2 separate regions of the Homo sapiens genome follow, and region 2 is linked to region 1. Evidence: read pairs that join two places in POLR2A ChIA-PET (ENCODE). Cell type or tissue: PC-9. All regions are shown on one strand. Each heading gives the region's core, and the rest is flanking DNA. Links, peaks and the distances in the headings are about the cores only.

Region 1 (5,000 bases), core at 1-5,000:
GCATCTATCAAAAAATTCATCTTAAACTTGCTTTTGAGTACTTGGATTTGTTTCAAATTCTTACATATTTGTTAATAATTCCAGAGAAAGAAGGTCCAGAAAAGAAGAAGACAAAAAAGGAAGCTGGAAATAAGAAATCCACACCAGTTAGCATTCTTTTTGGTTATCCACTCTCTGAGCGAAAACAGATGGCACTTCTTATGCAGATGACAGCAAGAGACAACAGTCCAGGTGATACCTACCATCATTGAGTTAATGTGTATCCCTAGTTTTCCTCAGGCAACTGTAGTCTCGTCTTAACAATTATTTTAACTACTTTTAATTTTTATTCTTTCTTGGATTTAATCAGAATTACTTGTAAGTCAGTGGTAATTTTATGATTATTTGTGTGACAGTTTATCATCTGTATCCTCTGCTAAAGTAGAAGCTATACAAGAGTAGGGCTCTTTACACCATGTGTAATCCATGTTTTATTAAGATCTAAATTTTTTTATAAGGAAAAATGTCAGCAGTATATTAACAGTCATTTTATATTTCATGTCACATTTCCAGCTAAGGTGTTGTGCCACATGTATGTATGTTTATTTATATACTGTGTTCTCCAAAAATAATTGATGATGACTTACCAGCAGGACAAAAACAAAAAGGGAACAAACCAAACAACATGGTAATTTATAAAAGGGAGCTAAAAAGGTAGATAAAATCCAGGCAACTGGCCTGAGATAGTTATTACTATTCACATCCTGGCAGCTAAAAGTACAAAAGAAAATTTTTGAGTTACATAGTTCTCATTGACTGATTCAAGAAAGTAAATCACTTTTGTCTGGAGAAAATTTCTTTTGGCCCTGAATTCAAAGCAATTTTATGTAAGACTCTGGGTTACGTAACAGTCCATGTTGAAATGCATTGAAAAAGATAATTTTTCAGTGAGTTTTTCCTGTATTGCCTCTTTTTAAAAAACGGGATGACATGGTTAAATTCTTAAGAGTTTCTAAATATTATAATTTCAAAGCATGAGCGTATCTAATATCTGTCACTGCTAAAAAAATGTTTTAGGGCTTCCTGCTTTTAAAAATAGAGTACGTTGTGGTTACTCACTCCTACCTTTTCCACCTCCAACATGGGAAAGTCTGTGACCAAATTAAAGTCATTTTGCCATGTAAAAACTTTGACTGTTTCTGTAAAATTTTGACTTTGACTTTAAGTCTGATTTAATATTTTAAATGGAAAGACATTTATTAAAACTGATTTTTTAAAATAGCGTGAACCTTTGTCCTTAAAGTAAATTAAAAGACCAACAGACAAAAAGTAAAAGTCTTTCATCTCCAATCACCTCCCCTCAAGAGGTGACCACTGTTAACAGTTTCTTATCTTTATTTATGTAGCTTTTCTAGGCATAAACTTACAAATACGTATCTTTTGTTATGGGTTAATTTTTTTTTCTTTTTTAGTATAAATAGGAGTACACTATAATACTGTTCTGCAGTTGGTCTTTTTAAGGGTGATTCTTAGTCAACTCTCTATTAATATGTATAGAATTAGAATGGAAAACTTTTGAAATATCAAGCAGTTTGCCATCATACAGATATACTTGGAGTTTGTGGTTGTTTTATTCATTAGATAAGTCTTTAGATTTTAAGAAATTCAGCAAGCAAATTCTCTTCACAAATAATTTGACTATAAGGATTACATTAAAATTTATTCATTCAACAAATATTTCTTGAATACCGCTGTGGTATATGAGAAGTCTTCTAAGCAGTGATGAGTAAGATAGATAAGGCCCTTTTCTTTGGGAGTGTAAATTTCTAGAAAAACTTCTGTAGGAAACTATTACCGAGACAATGTACTTTAAAATCCAAAAGGTAGGGCCGGGCATGGTAGCTCGAGCCTGTAATCCCAGCACTTTGGGAGGCTGAGGCAGGCAGATCACTTGAGGCCAGGAGTTTGAGACCAGCCTGGCCAACATGGTGAAACCCTGTCTCTACTAAAAAATACAAAAATCAGCCGGGCATGGTGGCACACGCCCGTAATCCAGCCACTCGGGAGGCTGAGGTGGAAGAATTTCATTTCTTGAACCCGGGAGGTAGAGGTTGCAGTGAGCCTAGATCAAACTACCACGCTCCAGCCTGGGCAACAGAGTGAGACTCTGTCTCAAAAAAAAAAAAAATCCAAAAGATGAACCTTACACTTTTTTTTTTTATTGAGGAAAGGATGGTATTGCCTTAGAGCTCTAATCGTGTCAGGTTTTAAACTGGTAAAAATTATTTTCCATATATTTCTTTTCTCTTAGAGCAGTTCCTTTTATATAGTTGTAAATTTTCAGAATTAATTAACACTGTATATATGTCTTGAATCCTTAATTAAGAAACCAGTTTTTGTTTTTTTGTAGTTTTGAAATTGGAGAGGAGACTTTGGGCATCATCTAATTTAACTTTTTTTTTTTAAATATAGAAACTAGAACAAATATCAAAATATGAGAATCAAGGCAAAGCAGTTTTTAAAGGCCCTTTTCCAGACTACCCTTATTTTTTGTAGCTCTTCTCTTTCATTTTCATAGTAAAATCGTTATGACCTTGATTTGCACATAATATAAGAACAGAAGAACTCCAATGCTTTGTCTGAGTCAGAAGTGTGGACTCCAGCCTTCAATTTCACTTCCTCTAGGTCTTAGAATAATAGCATAACATACCTAGGAAAAATGTTTCATAGTTCATCACATCATTCATTAAGGAAACATTTTAGAGTACGTATTTGATACTTTATCATTTTAAACCAATTTTATGAATTGACAAAACATTTTTTTTAATTGGCTAATGATATTTGATAACCCTGAAGGGAAGATCTCTGTGTATTTGGGTCATTAACGGATCATCCAAGTCAAGGTTTAGGTTGTTAGGGTGAGAAGGCATTCCTTGTGTTTCAGGAGATTAGCATATTACCAATAAAAACATTTAAATAAGTATACAGAATATTTAGCCTAGAACTTCTGCTAACTTTCTTCTTTCTTACAGATTCCACACCAAATCATCCATCACAAACAACGCCTGCCCAAAAGAAAACTCCCAGTTCTTCATCTCGACAGAAAGATAAAGTTAATAAAAGAAATGAACGTGGTGAAACTCCTTTACACATGGCTGCTATTCGAGGAGATGTGAAACAAGTTAAAGAATTAATAAGTTTAGGGGCAAATGTGAATGTGAAAGATTTTGCAGGTAAGACTAGTAATTCAATACCTACTATTCAGGCACTAAAATTTAAACAGATCCTGGTTACAATTTAATCTACATTCTTTTATTCATTTTGCTGAAATGAAAGAGTTCTAAAAATACTCTTTATTACAAAACTTTTGGAGTTCGTACATAAAACCCCTGATTTCTACTACAATTCCATGTCAATAATTACTCATATTTTTATATACTAAACTTATACTTTAGTTGACATATTACTTGCTGTATAGTTCTTTATCCAAGTTAGGTTTTGCCCTAGATGAATTTGAGTTATATGTTTTCAAAGTAGTTGATTCATTCATAAGTATTTTAAGAACATTTATTAACTTGAACCATGAGGACTGTAAGAGTGTGGTGTTATTACTTTCATTTTCATTATTCAAGTAGCATACCAGTACATTCTTGCTGTAAATAATTCAACAGTAAAAGTATGTAGGGAACAATTCAAAAATTTTCTTTAATTTCACATACTGCACAACCCTACCCTCCCTCCCACACAGGTTCTTTCTCTTCCATAGAACTATGGTTAACGCTTAGGAGGTTACTCATTCAGTTCATTTTTATTATATATGTATAAAGCAAATACTTACTTATATATTGGCTTTTTAAAGTGAAATCATTCCATCTGTATCAATCTGTAGTTCTGCAACCTGCCTTAATGTCTTACAGATATTTCTATATATTCTTACAGTATATATAGGTAGGCCTACTCCATTAATTTTTAATAGCTGCATAATATTTTCTGGTATAGCATTCCGTAGGCAACACTGTAGTAAATACCTATATAGAAACATCTTTGTGTATATTTATGGAAGTATTTCAGTAGAAGTGAAATTGCTAAATCAATGGAGATACATGTTTTAGATTTTTGAAATAATGGAAATTGCCCCCCCCAAAATTCTGTATCAATTCATACTACCATCAAGAGTATATAAAAGAGCCATTTTCCTCATATCTTCAGTAAAACTGGATATTATCAACTTTTAATTATTAACAATCTGAAGAATGAAAAAAATCTTAATTTGGATTTTCATGATCAGTAGTGATGGTAAACATTTCTTATGTTTATTATAAACTTATGTGTATTTTATGAATTGTTAGATCCACTCCTTTGCTCATTTTCTTTTGGTTTAGTCCTGTTTTTAATCTACAAGAGCCTTTATTTAGTCTAGATTTTCTCTATCAAATATGTAAAGATTTTCACAGTCTGTGGCTTAGGTTGAATACACTCTCATTACAGTGTTTATTGTACTACAGTTTTCATCTTTTATGTATCATATCAATTGAGCTTTATGGGTTCTTGGTTTGGTATTTTATTTAAGAAGGCCTTGTCTTTCTCTGTATCATAAAACTATTCCTATATTTTCTGTTTTTCAAATTTGGTTTCTGTTTTGTTTTTACATGTAGCCCTATTATAATACACCTGGAATTTATGTCTTTATTTGCTGTGAGTGGGGAATGGTGTGATATACAGTATCTACCTTAAAGAGTGAGACTTAAAATGCATGGCATTTATTCTAGAGGAAAACTTGACATTATTTATCAGAAACCTAAAAAATATTTCTTTCATCTGACAATTCCACTCTCAAGGATTTATTTTAAATAGTTAATCATGGATGTACATGAAGATTTAGTTGTAAGGATACTTGTTACAGCATTGTTTCTAATTAAAAACTAGCAACAATCTGTATCCTTAGTAATAGGAACTCGTTGAAGGAAATTATGGTATATTTGATTAGTACAATACTATGTTGTAGAAAAGTATAATGACAT
Region 2 (8,806 bases), core at 2,376-7,375, 96 kb before region 1:
ATGCTTTTCTTCTTAAAAAAAGGAAGTTACTTGGATTTTCAATTGGACTCAATTGGAATTTCTTGAGGTATAGACATTTCAGAGTCTAATGAGAAGCTAGATTCTAGAGAAAAGACTAGACTGTACTCAAAGAAGGGGGTGGGTGGGAACTCAGCTTATTCTTTGAATCATTCCAGCCTAGCTAGGTTGTTTTTTCCAGTTTTAAGCCTGGTCCTGGAATGCCTCTTTATTTCAAAGTGAAACAAAATTGAAATGGCCCAGTAAGTAGTGTAAAGATGTTAATGAGAACTTTTAATGTTTTATTCCTTTATTGAAAGTGTCTGACGTAGACATTACAATGAATGTAAAATAGGTGATATTCTTTAAACACACCAAAAAAACAATTTTCAAAGCCATTTTCAGGCCACCTGTAACTTGATAGGGATGAATAACAGTTTATGCCAGTTGAAAAAAACCGAGAGCTAAGATTTATCAGTTTATCTTCACTATTTAGTTTGTTTCTTTCTTTATTGTTTGTTTACTTACTACTTTTTTGAGACAGGGTCTCACTCTGTCTCCCAGGCTTGGGTGCAGTGCATGATCATGGCTCGCTGCAACCTCAACCTCTTGGGCGCAAGCGATGCTCCCACCTCAGCCTCTCAAGTGGCTGGGACTACAGGCATGTGCCACCATGCCTGGCTAACTTTTGTATTTTTTGTAGAGACAGGGTTTCACCATGTTGCCCACGCTGATATCAAACCCCTGGCTTCAAGCGATCTATGGGGCTTGGCTTTCCAAAGTTCTGGGATTATGGGTGTGAGCCACCGTGTCTGGCCAGCTTCTTTTATTTTATAAACATTATCTCAGCCCTTCTTATACAACTTTGAAGAGGTCGACTTCGGACTTTGAAATTAAGTTGCTCAAATGTTATGCTAGTGTGTATACGTTCAGGTTTTTTGCAGGAATAGAAGAGAAGGGTGGCAAGGATTAAAAAAAGATTAAATAACTTGCATCTTTCTCTCTTAACAGGAGCATTGTAAGCCAAGGAGGCAGGGCTTTTCATTTCTTATCTGCCTGCCTGTATATATGGAGGCCTGATTTTCTTCCTTAAACTCCTTGGTTTCTTAGACCTACTATGTTCTTTTAAAGCTTTGATGTCATCAAACAGTCAGGTGGCTAATAATAAGGTCATGGCCTTTGTAATCATCTGGCCCTAGGATCTAACATAATTTCTGCCAATAATTAGTGATGTGACCTAACCTTGAGAAGTTTTCATAACTCATTTAAATTTCTGGGAATAATACCCACCTTGCAGGAAACTTTAAGAATTAAATAATGTGTAAAAAGCTTAGTGCCTGACACATAGTACTTCTAATAATAATAGCTAATGATAGCCAACACTAATACAGTACTTACCATCTGCCAAGCAGAATATTAAGCACTTTACATGAAGTACATCTTTTTTTTTTCCCCCCGAGACAGAGTCTCACTCTGTTGCCCAGGCTGGAGTGCTGTGGCACGAGCTGGGCTCACTGCAACCTCTGCATCCTGAGTTCAAGCGATTCTCCTGCCTCAGCCTCCTGGTTAGCTGGGATTACAGGCACGTGCCACCACGCCCAGCTAATTTTTGTATTTTTAGTAGGGATGGGGTCTCATCATGTTGGCTAGGCTGGTCTCGAACTCATGACCTCAGGTGATCCGTCCGCCTCAGCCTCCTAAAGTGATGGGATTACAGGCATGAGCTACTGTGCCCGGCCTGAAGTACATCTTTTAATGCTCTCAAGAACCCTATGAAGTACATGCCGTTATTTTTCTGTTTTTATAAATGAGGAAACAGGCTCTAGAGCTGAGCTTTTAGCCATTTTGCTATATTGTCTCTCCATACATAGGATATTTATGGAATATTAGATAACAGTGATACATCCCACCTTCAGAGGTGCTAGAATGTGGAAAATGTGTTTATTAGAAATGATGAAATTGACATTTCATATACTAGAACGTGTTTGGTGTTGGTCATCTTTTACACCACACTCAGCATCAGAAGGGTTTTTTTTTTTTTTTTTTTGATAGAGAATCTCGCTCTGTCGCCCAGGCAGGAATGCAGTGGCTCGATCTCAGCTCACTGCAACCTCCACCTCCTGGGTTCAAGCAATTCTCCTGTCTCAGCCTCCCAAGTAGCTGGGACTACAGGTGTGCGCCACCACACGCGGTGAATTTTTGTATTTTTAGTAGAGATGGGGTTTCACCATATTGGCCAGGCTGATCTCGAACTCCTGACTTTGTGATCTGCCCACCTTGGCCTCCCAAAGTGCTGGGTTTACAGACGTGAGCCACTGCGCCTGGCCAGAAGGATGGTACTTTTAAAATTAGTTTGGTGATATTAGACAGGATGTTTTGGATTGAGAAAAAGGGATCAGCCAGAAGACTTACAGTAATGCACAGACATGAAATAATGTCTGAAATAGTGGTGATAGTAAGACAGGGAAAGAACTAAAGACTTCATTGGGTTTTTTTGTTTGTTTTTGTTTTGAGACAGGGTCTCACTTTGTCACCCAGACTGGAGTGCAGTGGTGTGATCTCAGCTCACTGCAACCTTCACCTCCCAGGTTCAGGCGATTCTCCCACCTCAGCCTCCTGAGTAGCTGGGACTACAGGTGTGCGCCACCACACCCGGCCAATTTTTGTATTTTTTGGTAGAGATGCAGTTTCACCACGTTGGCCAGGCTGGTCTTGAACTCCTGACCTCAAGTGATACGCTTGCCTTGGCCTCCCAAAGTGCTGGGATTACAGGCATGAGCCACTGTACCCGGCCCTTCATTGGTTTTTAAAAGTTTAAATGTAATACATATAATGGCAAAAAATTCAAACAGTAAGCAAGGCTACATATTATAGTATATATACATAACAGTACAGAGTAGGGATACAAGAATATGTATTATGATAAAAAATATATGTTGCATATATTATATATGTTAACCCATGATACATCCCACCTTCTAACTTTCCACATTCTAACACCTCTGAAAGTGGGATGTATCACTGTTATCTAATATTCCATAAATACTCTACATATGGAGAGACAATACAACAAAACAGTTAAAAGCTCAGCTCCAGAGCCTGTTTCCTCATTTGTAAAAACAGAATAATAACAGTATGTACTTCATAGGTACATAGGTACTTGATAGGTATTTAATGCTTCTTGAGAGCATTAAGAGATGTATTTCATGGAAAGTGTTTAATATTCTGCCTGGCAGTAAAGACTAAATTTTCTTCCCACTCCAGATCTTGATTCCTCTCCTTAGAGACAGCAGCTGTTACTGGTTTCTTTTATGATGTCTCTGTTGAGATATTTTGATAGAAAAAGCAGTAAAAAATGGAAACTGGCACATTTCTAGATTTTATTGACTTTCTTAAGAACTTTGACAGATCTGAAATTTTACCCCATTTGTAAGCTAACAAGTTAACCTGCCTCAGTTTCATGGATGCTGGCAGGAGGCAGCATCCTGGGTCAGTAGGCAGCATGAACTTCATGTCAGTTCCCTTTGACATTCATATCTCACGGTAAGGGAGGAGACCACCCCTCATATTGTCTTATGCCCAATTTCTGCCTCCAAAAAAAGAAGAAGTAAAAACTAAAAGGCAGAAATGAAATCCACAAGCAGATAGCCCGGTGCCACACCCTGGGCCTGGTAAAGATCAACCCCTGACCTAATTGGTTATTTATAGATTACAGACATTGTATAGAAAAGCACTGTGAAAATCCCTGTCCTGTTCTGTTCCATTCTACCCCCTGCTTGCTCAATCGATCACGACCCTCCCAAACAGACCCCCTTAGAGTTGTGAGCCCCTAAAAGGGACAGGAATTGCTCACTTGGGGAGCTCGGTTGTTGGAGACAAGAGTCTTGCCGAAGCTCCCGGCTGAATAAAGCCCTTCCTTCTCAGTGTCTGAGGGGTTTTGTCTGTGGCTTGTCCTGCTACAATGGGAGTGACATGGAACAGCCTAGGTGAGTGCTGTGCATCACTGCTAAGGGACCTTGAGCTTGGGAAACCCTGTCTGTAAGAAAACTCACTCAACTTTTGCCCCAGGAGAAGGTATTTTATACAAAAATAATAGAAAAGATGGTCTTAAACAAAAGCTGTTCAGTGCTGCTGCTCACCAAATGCACAAACCTAAGACCCATGGAAATCTTTCTACCAGCCTATTTCTTCCTCCTTCCCCACTTTCTTTAACTAAAAGAGAAATTTATGAATTAATTTCAGTGGAGAAGTAGATGGTTTTTTAACCATCAAATACATTATAATTTTACTAGAAAAAGTATAAGCATTATACATATGGATATAAAGAAAAAATAATTATGTGCAAATGCAAGAATATTGGCAGTATGTTGTGTTTGACAGTAACTCTTTGATAAAGTCAACTAACAGCACAATTTTTTAAAAATAGGTGTAGTTTTAAAATGCAGTTGTTTGGATCTTTTTTTTTTTTTTTTTTTTAGTTATTAAATGTTTTATCCTTGTGTCAGTTAAGCAGGTGATAATGCTTTACAGGTTATATAGTACTTTCAGAGAAACTTTACTTAAATCTCAAAATAGTCCAATAAGAAGATAACCCTGTTTTATAGGTACAGAAATTGAGGCTTAAAAAAAAATTAAGTGAGTTGTTCTAGGTCAGATGTTAGTAAGTGGCAGAATGGTAATCTAAACCCAAGGCCTCAACAACTACAAAAAATCTGAAAGTCTGTTTTTTTCCTAGAGTTTAGCTACTTTATCCTGACCCTTCTCAATCAGTAGTCTGTCTTCAACGATTTGGACTTCAAACCACTTTTAGAAATATGTCTGTGAACTCATGTGCGTATCCAGAGCTTTACAAGTCAGCAAGAGAATGCCTCAGAATAGATTTTCCAATATGTAGCAACATAAGCCTAAAGAATAATTTTCAAGATTATCTCTATATTTTTATTTTAAGTAAAAGTACATGACAGATCCTGGATTAATGAGAAAGGGATCAAATATTAATCCAAAATGGAAGCTATTTTAATTTAGACATTTGGTGGTATTTAATTTGATATACAAGGAGGTTAGAAGGAGAAATAGGTTTTACAATAGAGATAAGTTTTTCTTATACCTGCTGAGTGTTTTATTTTAAGTAGGATTTTTTTGGCCAGTTAATCCATGCTAATAGGAAATTTGGAAAATAGAGAAAAATATAAAAAATGTAAAATAAGAGTCCCTTATTTCATTAACATCGTAATAAGAGATAAGCACTTTTAATTATTTATGGCCTTCTAGTCTTTTAATCAGTGTCTGTATTTAATGTAATTGGGATGATAATTTATGCATTTTTGTTTTTTTTGTTTTGTTTAACCCTGATTCCAGTTTCTACATGATTATTTTTACGACATATTTTTGTTAGCTACATAACGTTCTAGTGTCAGAATTATTAGTATTTAGTTAAAACCTGCTCAGATTGGGTTTTTAGGTTGTGTTTTTGCTGCAATAAACATAATAGGAACAACATGTTTTCATGTAAAGCTTTATCCTCATTTTGTACTGCAGGAAAAATACCTAGGTTAGAATTACTAAATTAAAAAATGGACACTTGGGGCCAGGCGCAGTGGCTTACGCCTGTAATTCCACCACTTTGGGGAGCTGAGGCGGGCAGATCACTTGACATCGAGAGTTCAAGACCAGCCTGACCAACATGGAGAAACCCCGTCTCTACTAAAAATACAAAAAATTATCCAGACGTAGTGGCACATGCCTGTAATCTCAGCTACTTGGGAGGCTGAGGTAGGAGAATCGCTTGAACCCGGGAGGCAGAGGTTGTGGTGAGCCGAGATCATGCCATTGAACTCCAGCCTGGGCAACAAGAGCGAAACTCCGTCTCCAAAAAAAAAAAAAGACACTTATTTAGGCTTTCCATATATCATGGTAATTTGCTTTCTAAAAGGCTATATGAATTTTTAAGTGTGCTTGTTTCTCTATATGCTCAACAGAATGGAATGCTATCTTAAAAGAAAAAAGATACTTGGTAGTTTGATAACTAGTAATGTTATTTTAAGTTGTATGTTTTTAGTTACTAGTAAGCAGTTTGAATTCTGTGAAACTTTTGTTCATGATCTTTACTCATTTTTTAAGTGCATTTATGATCTCTTCAGGCTATTAGCCTCTTGTCATCAAATGTGTGTAAGATTTAAGACTCATCACTGTCAAGTTAATGGATGAGTTCTCAGAGGCAAAGGCTTTATAGAGAAAAGAAGATAGGAGTGTGAACTGAGCCCTGAGGACAGCCTGCAAGGAGTGGATAAAAAGCCAATAAACAGAAAATGTTAGTGTTCAGAAATTAGGAGAAGACTGAATACTTTCCCTACTCTTAAAATTAATCCTTTTATTATAAGTATACAGTCTTTTCTCTCAGAATTTAGTTAAGTAACTCACTGATGTTACTCAAAAATTGTTACTCGATTAAAAAAATTTTCTGAGCTAAGATGACAGTGACTGTCTTCTAAATTTTAGTTTCAGTTAATTTTTCAAAACAAAACCAACACAATCAAAGCCCCCTTGTGCACCTCTGACTGTATCCCTCCCTGCCTTCCAATTATCCTGAAATTGATATTTATCACTCCCATCTTTTGTACGTGTGTCTCACATCCTGTACCTTAGTCTTTTCTTGTTAATTAAAGCAGATGTTCCATGTAAACTTATTTATTAATATTTCTTCAACTGAAATATCATTTGGACCTAGGGTAAAGTTAAATATACTATTGTGTTATATTACTCCGTTTACTTTCTTCTATGTTTGCCTTTGAATTGTCCAACTCTTTGCTAGTTCCATGCTTGGTTTAACCCAGCCAGTGTTCTGCCGTCTGTGGTTAGTAGAACTCAGAAATTGGAGGAATCCAGAACAGTAGTTGAAATACTTGGGGGCGGGGGACAGGGTAGGAGTGGAGGGTAGGAGCAAGAGGGCAAAGAGAAATGAAATGCAGCTGAGAGAATAATCAGATTCCTTCCAAAGCAACTGAACATTGTCAGTCCGCATAGCATCATAAATAGCTTTCTGAAACTACTTTTTTTTTTTTTTTTGAGACGGAGCCTTGCTCTGCTGCTCAGGCTGGAGTGCGGTGGCGCGATCTCGGCTCACTGCAACCTCTGCCTCCCAGGTTCAGGCGATTCTCCTGCCTAAGCCTCCCGAGTAGCTGGGACTACCAGCGTGCGCCACCACGCCCAGCTAATTTTTGTGTTCTTAGTAGAGATGGGGTTTTACCATGTTGGCCAGGATGGTCTCGATCTCTTGACCTCGTGATCTCCTTGCCTTAGCCTCCCAAAGTGCTGGGATTACAGGCATGAACCACCACACCCGGCCAGAAACTACTTTTTACGGCTGGAGTTTCAGAACTAATTTAGTAAAGGATTGAAAAGGAAGGAGGATACAGTTGACTCATTTGTACAGAGTATATGACTCATTTGTACAGAATGAAAACATGTTTATGAAGGTTCACACTAAGTGAAAGCTGGCATCCAAGTTGATTCAGACAAAAGTGAAAGTCAAGAAGTTAATAGTACATTAATTCTCCAAATGCATGCCAGCAGAGCGTGGCAGGAAGGTACACAAGTCAGCAGATCTGGGTTGTCCTGGTTCTCCTATTGACTCGTGTGTGTGATGTTAGGTGGGTGAATCTTGGCTTTGAATCTCCATTTGTAAAATAACTCTCCTGAAATAGAGATGGATAGGGTAGAATACCATATTTCTTAAGATCTTTTATAAGTTGATTCCATTGTTGTAAATTATGAATCCTAAAGTATTTCTTTATGAAAAATTTTTTAAGGCTATGATTTACTAAACTTTCTTAAAATTTTAAATTTTAGGGAAGACATGTAAGGAATTTGCATAAGACAGTTATGCAAAATGGAGCTGGAGGAGCTTTATTTGTGGTAAGTAATTACTTAGATTTCTTTGGAAAGAAAAGACTTGGAAATTGGGGTAAATCCATTGTAAAAATCCAAAATATCTTAAATACCATTGTCTTTGATATATGATGGTCATCGTGAGAATTTACATACAGCTAATTGAATTTACTACATTTCAAAAGATGTTGGTTCCAGTTGAACCTCATGAGTTTAAATTAGTATCAGGAAAACTCTGGGAATAAGAATTTATTTCCAGTGAAATTACTGTGTGAGCCCTAACCTGATTCTCATCACACTTTGGGTTCTCAGTCATGTTGGCTTACTGAGAGTTTGGAGATTGTAACTTGTTGAATCCCAAAATGACACTAGTTTGAAACTCATGGATTTTAGTAATGTAGTAACTAGATTAGCAGCTGGTCTTTATATTTTTAGTTTCCGGAGTTTTAACTATAAATAGAAGTCTGTGAACTCCCCAGATTAGTTGCACAATTTGGAAAGGATAAGATATTATATCTCCCTTTTCTGACAAGGTGCTGTTTTCAGGGATTAATCTAGTATAAAGGCAATATAGTGGACTTGTGTGATGATTTAGAGTTAGTGGTGTAAGAAGTAGCTTCCTGCTATATATCAAGCATCAAATTGGCCACATATTTGAGATCATTGTCCAGAGTGTCTGTTTTCTTTCCTCTTTTGGCTTATGTCCTTTAAAAAGCAGAACTCCGAGAGTTAACATATCAAGAGATTCATTTCTGTATTCACCACACATACATAACATTAATTGATCGTAAGTGTTAATCTCAGTGTGACTCATTTGATTTCCTGTTGACATGCCATTTCTTGTCAGTTTTTGAAGAGGGCCTGCTTCTGCTCTTTTAAGAAGAGATAAAGCTTCTTGCTGTTGGCTATTATGGAAAACGTG

Evidence for each region. Peaks named below come from ENCODE experiments on the same cell type or tissue, not always from the same donor. Only the 100,000 strongest peaks of a DNase experiment are listed, where the experiment ranks them.
Region 2: POLR2A ChIA-PET joins it to region 1 with 18 read pairs; 6 of 35 experiments call an interaction of 5 or more read pairs at or near these places.

What each region holds. Positions count from the first base shown.
Region 1 is chr18:9,208,573-9,213,572 of GRCh38, forward strand. It overlaps ANKRD12 (ankyrin repeat domain 12), which reads left to right. Exons shown (of 13, transcript NM_015208.5): 5 at 85-231; 6 at 3,012-3,212. Among named protein-coding and RNA genes, the nearest start is that of ANKRD12, 74 kb to the left of the region's middle. In PC-9, for the core only: no CTCF peak of the experiment used is centred there; no DNase peak of the experiment used is centred there.
Region 2 is chr18:9,109,993-9,118,798 of GRCh38, forward strand. It overlaps NDUFV2 (NADH:ubiquinone oxidoreductase core subunit V2), which reads left to right. Exons shown (of 8, transcript NM_021074.5): 2 at 7,846-7,911. Among named protein-coding and RNA genes, the nearest start is that of NDUFV2, 12 kb to the left of the region's middle. RefSeq lists an enhancer at 3,656-3,905. In PC-9, for the core only: no CTCF peak of the experiment used is centred there; no DNase peak of the experiment used is centred there; H3K4me3 peaks cover 752 bases; H3K27ac peaks cover 3,290 bases.